Linked DNA regions of Homo sapiens: region 1 is linked to region 2. Evidence: chromatin loops called from intact Hi-C (ENCODE). Cell type or tissue: mammary epithelial cell. All regions are shown on one strand. Each heading gives the region's core, and the rest is flanking DNA. Links, peaks and the distances in the headings are about the cores only.

Region 1 (2,808 bases), core at 215-2,714, 170 kb before region 2:
CCCGCCTGAGAGGACCCAGATTGCGTGGGGAGTGGGGGGCGCAGGCAGCATAGCAAGTGAAAGAATGTCCCTTGGCCTGGCTCTTGAAGGGGGGTGTCGCTCATTTTTCCTCCTCTCACGGGTGTTTGTAACCCAGTTTATTTCATTAAGTCGACTTGAGTGGTTTTGGCCCTCCCTCTGTAAGCTGGCTCATGACAATACTTGTAACCCAGCATGCACAGCTGGCCTTTGTATTTTTAGGTGTAATTTGGTGGTCTATAATTCCTTAATAAAACGCACTGGCTAAACCACCCGTCCCCTCGCTCCACCCCTCCTCCTGGAATGTCTGGACTTTCAGGGGAGGGAGGCGCCCTGGAAGATGTGCCCAAGGGTGTCGGGTTGATTTCACAGATGGGCACAGCCCCGCAGGACCCCTGCTCCTGCTTCTTCACCTGCCCCTGGGCAGGCGGGGGGTAGACCCTTTACATGGCTTCTGAAGACTTTTCTAGAATTCTCGTGCTTGAAGGGCACGTACCTAAAAGCTTCACTCTAAATATCAAGTGTGTCTGTCATAGATCATATATAAAAGAAACTTTTAGAGAAATCCTTCCAAATTTGACCAGCATCCGAAAAGTTCACATAAGATTTCCCATGACAAGCTGTGAATCTGAAAGAATCCTGGGGGAAAAAAAATCCCCCAGCTGGGAGATTCAAGCAGTAATGTGGCTGGTTTGTCCATTTGAAGCTTTTCTGAAACCGTGATTTAGAGTCAAAAGTCCCCAAGCTGGGTATGTGGGGGTAATTACTTAGTCAAGATGATTCTGTCTTTCCAGTGATTACAAATGAGTTTTGAAGCCCTGGCTTCTGGCCTCCACCTCTCACTTTCATTTCATCTCTTTCTTTTTTTGGTGGGGGAGGGAACAGGTTATTGCTCTGTCACCCAGGCTGCAGTGCAGTGGTGCAATCACGACTCATTGCAGCCTCAACCTCCCTGGGCTCAGATGATCCTCCCACCTCAGCCTCCCAAATAGCTGGGACCATGTCACCATGCTCAGCTATTTTTTAGAATTTTTTTGTAGAGATGGGGGTCTCACTACGTTGGCCAGGCTAGTCTTGAACTCCTGTCCTCAAGTGATCCTCCTGCCTCGGCCTCCCAAAGCGCTGGGATAACAGGTGTCGGCCACCACATCTGGCACTCTTTGTCTTTTAAATCAACTAAGCAGGGTGGGCTAGCCCCGCCTCAGGGGCCATTTTTTAGGATTTCCATTAATGTCGTAAGTATACTGTAGAGAGTGCTGAATGATTGGCCACCGGGCCTGGAAAAAGAATACATTCCTGCTCAAGCATGACTCAGTTCAACTCTGCAGACAGGTCCTCAGCAGCAGATAGGTGCCTGGCCCCATCATAGGCGTTTGGGGCTCAAAGGCTAACCACGCCTCGTGCTTGTCTGTGGTCTCTGGCCAAGCCAGGCCCTTGGGGGCAGATATGTCCAACCCAGGCAGCTGGGAGGTAATCCCCATGGGTGGGTCTGGAAGGCAGCCAGGATGGCAAGTCTAAACCAATTCACCAACCTGGGAGGCTCAGTGAACAAGGACTGGTTAGCAGCCTGCAGAGCCAGGCCGAGGGGCCTGGGAGAAGAAGAGGCGGCCCAGAGCAAGACCAGGCTGGGGTGGTCTGCAGGAGGTCCAAGATTACCAACCCATGGTCAGCATTTACCTTCCCCAGCCCTCCTTTCTACTGCCAACCAGGGCCGTTTTAAAGACATATCTGTAATAATACATGGGCCATTTTCCATTCTTCATAGTCTCACAGGAAAGAGCCAAGAACGCAAGAACTGCATTTCAACAAATAGAGGATTTGAGAAAAGTGCAGAGAGCAGCTACCTTTGCTCAAGAAAAACTTCACTCCCCCCTCAAAAAAAAAATCTGTTAGTCACTCCTAGCCTTTGCTTTCTCCATTACAGAATGGGAATGATAGCTTCATGCATTGTAGGGATTAAATAAGTGATGGAGCCAGGTGCAGTGGCTCACGCCTGTAATCCTAGCACTTTGGGAGGCCAAGGTGGGTGGATCACCTGAGGTCATGAGTTCAAGACCAGCCTGACCAACATGGAGAAACCCCATCTCTACTAAAAATACAAAAAATTAGCCGGGCATGGTGGCACATGCTTGTAATCCCAGGTACTCGGGAGGCTGAGGCGGGAGAATCGCTTGAACCCAGGAGGTGGAGGTTGCAGTGAGCTGAGATCGCACCATTGCGCTCCAGCCTGGGTGAGAAGAGTGAGACTACGTCTCAAAAAAATAAAATAAGCGATGGATGTGAAAGTGTGTCACAAAGACTAAGAAAGATACAAATGTGAAATGTTGTTTTTGTTGAAATATTGTATTTTAGCTGTCTTTGATCTTGGGAAAGACTCATCTTGAGTGTATTTATTTATTAGCGATTTTAAGCAGTACTTTTTTGTAGTTTGCGGTGTCTTCATTGGCTAAGGCGATGGCTGATGGCTCTGGATGAGTTCACCTAGGGAACTTTTTAAACACACCCATACTCAGTCCTGACTCCCAGCGGTTCTGATTTAGTTGATCCGGGGCTTAGGTGTTGGGATGGTCTAAAGGTTTTTGATACTAATGTGCAGTCCACCCGGAGCCACTGAACTGAAGGGGCCTCATTCTGCACATAGCAAAAGGCAGCATCAGGATCACTGGGGAGCCACTTTAAATATGTATAAAATGTCTTAAGCGCCCCCGCTGAAGTGCAGTGGTGTAATCATGGCTCACTGCAGCCCCGACCTCCTGGGCTCTGGGGATCCTCCACCTCAGCCTCCCAAGT
Region 2 (2,808 bases), core at 63-2,562:
CCAAGAAGCTGGGACTACAGGCACGTGCCACCACACCTGGCTAGTTTTTGTATTTTTGGTAGAGACGGGGTTTCAGCATGTTGGCCAGGATGGTCTCGATCTCCTGACCTCGTGATCCACCTGCCATGGCCTCCCAAAGTGCTGGGATTACAGGCATGAGCCACTGTACCTGGCCCATTTTCTTACTTTCCTTTCTAGTCTATTTAATTGCTTGATAAATGTTAAACCAATAGATGGCCGGGAACAAAGGAATTGCCAGTCAGATTCATGGCTTAAAAAGTCATTCTTTTAGACAGTTTAATGTGGGGAATAAAGTTTTCTAGAGGGGGAATCCATCTGTCTGTTTGTCCTCTGTGGATGAAGAAGAATTGGCAGTGCGTAAACCCAACAGACTGGAATCCAAATGACATCTGTCTGTGTCCCTTCATGCGACATGTCCCCACCTTGAAGTTCATCACATGTGAATGGTGACCCCCAGGGACCTAAGTCTAATCTCTTGCAGTGTGTGTGGTCACTCATATGCCAGTGGAGTGGTATGAGGATATCTCAAGCCTGGACCATTGACTAATCTTGAATATTCCACAAATGGAATATTCTCTCTCTCTCTCTCAGGTCCTCCTTATTCTTTGAGCTGGTGGCCAGAGAAAAATCACTGTATTTTTGTATCATTCCAGTCTGTGGGTGATTGAAAGCCTTGTCTTGTGAGAATAATGAAAAGGTTATTCCCATCAGACTGTTTATCATAAAATATGGTAAGACAAAAGATGAATATTTAAGCCTACATTGTCATTGGATGGCTTGCTCTTGCAGGCAGTCATTCAAATCAATGAGCAAATACTTCTTTTGAGCACCTAACAGTTGCTATACACTGTGCTAGGTTTTGGGGGATAATTTCTGTAAATGTTGAAAACTGATCGTTGAGAGATAGGTCATGTTTTTTGTTTGTTTGTTTTGTTTTTTGAGATGGAGTCTCGCTCTGTCACCCAGGCTGGAGTGCAGTAGTGCCATCTCAGCTCACTGCAACCTCTGCCTCCTGGATTCAAGCAATTCTTCTGCCTCAGCCTCCTGAGTAGCTGGGATTACAGGCATGTGCCACCACGCCTGGCTAATTTTTGTATTTTTTTTTAGTAGAGATGGGGTTTCACCATGTTGGTCAGGCTGGTCTCGAACTCCTGACCTCGTGATCCGCCTGCCTCAGCCTCCCAAAGTGCTGGGATTTCAGGTGTGAGCTACCTCACCCAGCCTAGGTCATATTTTTTAAAAATAACTAATTGTACAAGATTATGCCAAATGCCTTGAAGATGACACACACCAGAAGCCCTGGAGAAGTTTGAAAGAAACCCCAGACTTAGGCAATCAAGGAAGACTTCACTGAAAGTAAGACTTGAACTCAGCCTTGCACAATGGCTAAACATTCAGATAAAGGGATGGAGAGACAGTTCTCCAGTTCCAAGGAGGAGAGGCAGCATGAGTGAAGGCCAGGCGCATGCCATACACATGGTGTACTCGCAGGAGGCTGAGCCCCAAGAGAAGACCCACAGAGTTGGGGGCATTTTCAGAGGCAGGAAGGAAGTGGTTGCAGCTTAAGATAATTTGTCTGACACCTTCCAGTTGACCAGACATGCACACTTTCTCCTCATGAGGTAGATCTCGTGGCATTTTCCAGATATAGAAAGTCAACTGGTGCTGGGCACAGTCATTCACCTCTGTCATCCCAGGACTTTGGGAGGCCGAGGCAGGTGGATTGCCTGAGTTCAGGAGTTTGTGACCAGCCTGGGCAACACGGTGAAACCCTGTCTCTACTAAAATACAAAAAAATAGCTGGGCATGGCGGCCTGCGCCTGTAGTCCCAGCTACTCAGGAGGCTGAGGCAGGAGAATTACTTGAACCCGGAGGGCGGAGGTTGCAATGAGACTAGATCACACCACTGCACTCCAGCCTGGGCAACAGAGCAAGACTCCATCTAAAAAATAAAAATAAATTTTAAAAAGTCAGCTGGGGAAAATGAATGCATAGAGAGCAAGTTCTGTAGACTGGGAAGTGCAGAAATGGGTGAGCCCCTAGGGTGGGTGCTGTAAGGGTCGGAGGAGGACCCCCCCATCCCACCCGGTGTGTGGTGTGGGAAGACTTTCTGGAGCGGAGACGTGAGAGCTGAGTCCTGCGGGATGGGCCGGACCTCACTGGGGAAGAAGGAAGGGAAAGGCCTACTGGGACGAAGGAACAGCATGAGCTAAGGAACAGAAGTTTGAAATATCATGGAACCTGTGGGGCATTATCAGGCATGGGCAGAGATGACATTGGCACCCAGGCCTTCTGTTTCCTGATCTTGTGTTCTAGTCAGAACAGAATTTATCCCAGCTTTCTGGAAGAAGTTGCTCCTGTTATTTTACTTACAATACTCTCTTCCATTTATTTATTTATTTATGAGACGGAGTCTCGCTCTGTCACCCAGGCTGGAGTGCGGTGGCGCCATCTCGGCTCACTGCAAGCTCCACCTCCCAGGTTCATGCCATTCTCCTGCTTCAGCCTCCTGAGTAGCTGGGACTACAGGCGCCTGCCACTATGCCCGGCTAATTTTTCGTATTTTTTAGTAGAGACAGGGTTTCACCGTGTTAGCCAGGATGGTCTCCATCTCCTGACCTCGTGATCTGTCTGCCTTGGCCTCCCAAAGTGTGGGGATTACAGGCGTACAGGCGTGAGCCACCACGCCCGTCCTATTTATTTATTTTTTCTTGAGACAGAGTCTCTGTCGCCTAGGCTAGAGTGCAATGGCGCGATCTCAGCTCACTGCAACCTCCATCTCCCGGG

The links. A loop is a pair of places that touch in the nucleus more often than their neighbours do. Peaks named below come from ENCODE experiments on the same cell type or tissue, not always from the same donor. Only the 100,000 strongest peaks of a DNase experiment are listed, where the experiment ranks them.
Region 1: it touches region 2 in a loop (2.4-fold over the local background); 11 of 110 quality-filtered maps call a loop at or near these places.

The regions. Positions count from the first base shown.
Region 1 is chr10:13,967,935-13,970,742 of GRCh38, reverse strand. The region is part of intron 2 of FRMD4A (FERM domain containing 4A); the gene reads left to right. Among named protein-coding and RNA genes, the nearest start is that of FRMD4A-AS2, 22 kb to the left of the region's middle. In mammary epithelial cell, for the core only: no CTCF peak of the experiment used is centred there; a DNase peak (open chromatin) is centred at 1,432; H3K27ac peaks cover 242 bases.
Region 2 is chr10:13,798,334-13,801,141 of GRCh38, reverse strand. The region is part of intron 4 of FRMD4A (FERM domain containing 4A); the gene reads left to right. Among named protein-coding and RNA genes, the nearest start is that of FRMD4A-AS2, 190 kb to the left of the region's middle. In mammary epithelial cell, for the core only: no CTCF peak of the experiment used is centred there; a DNase peak (open chromatin) is centred at 1,351.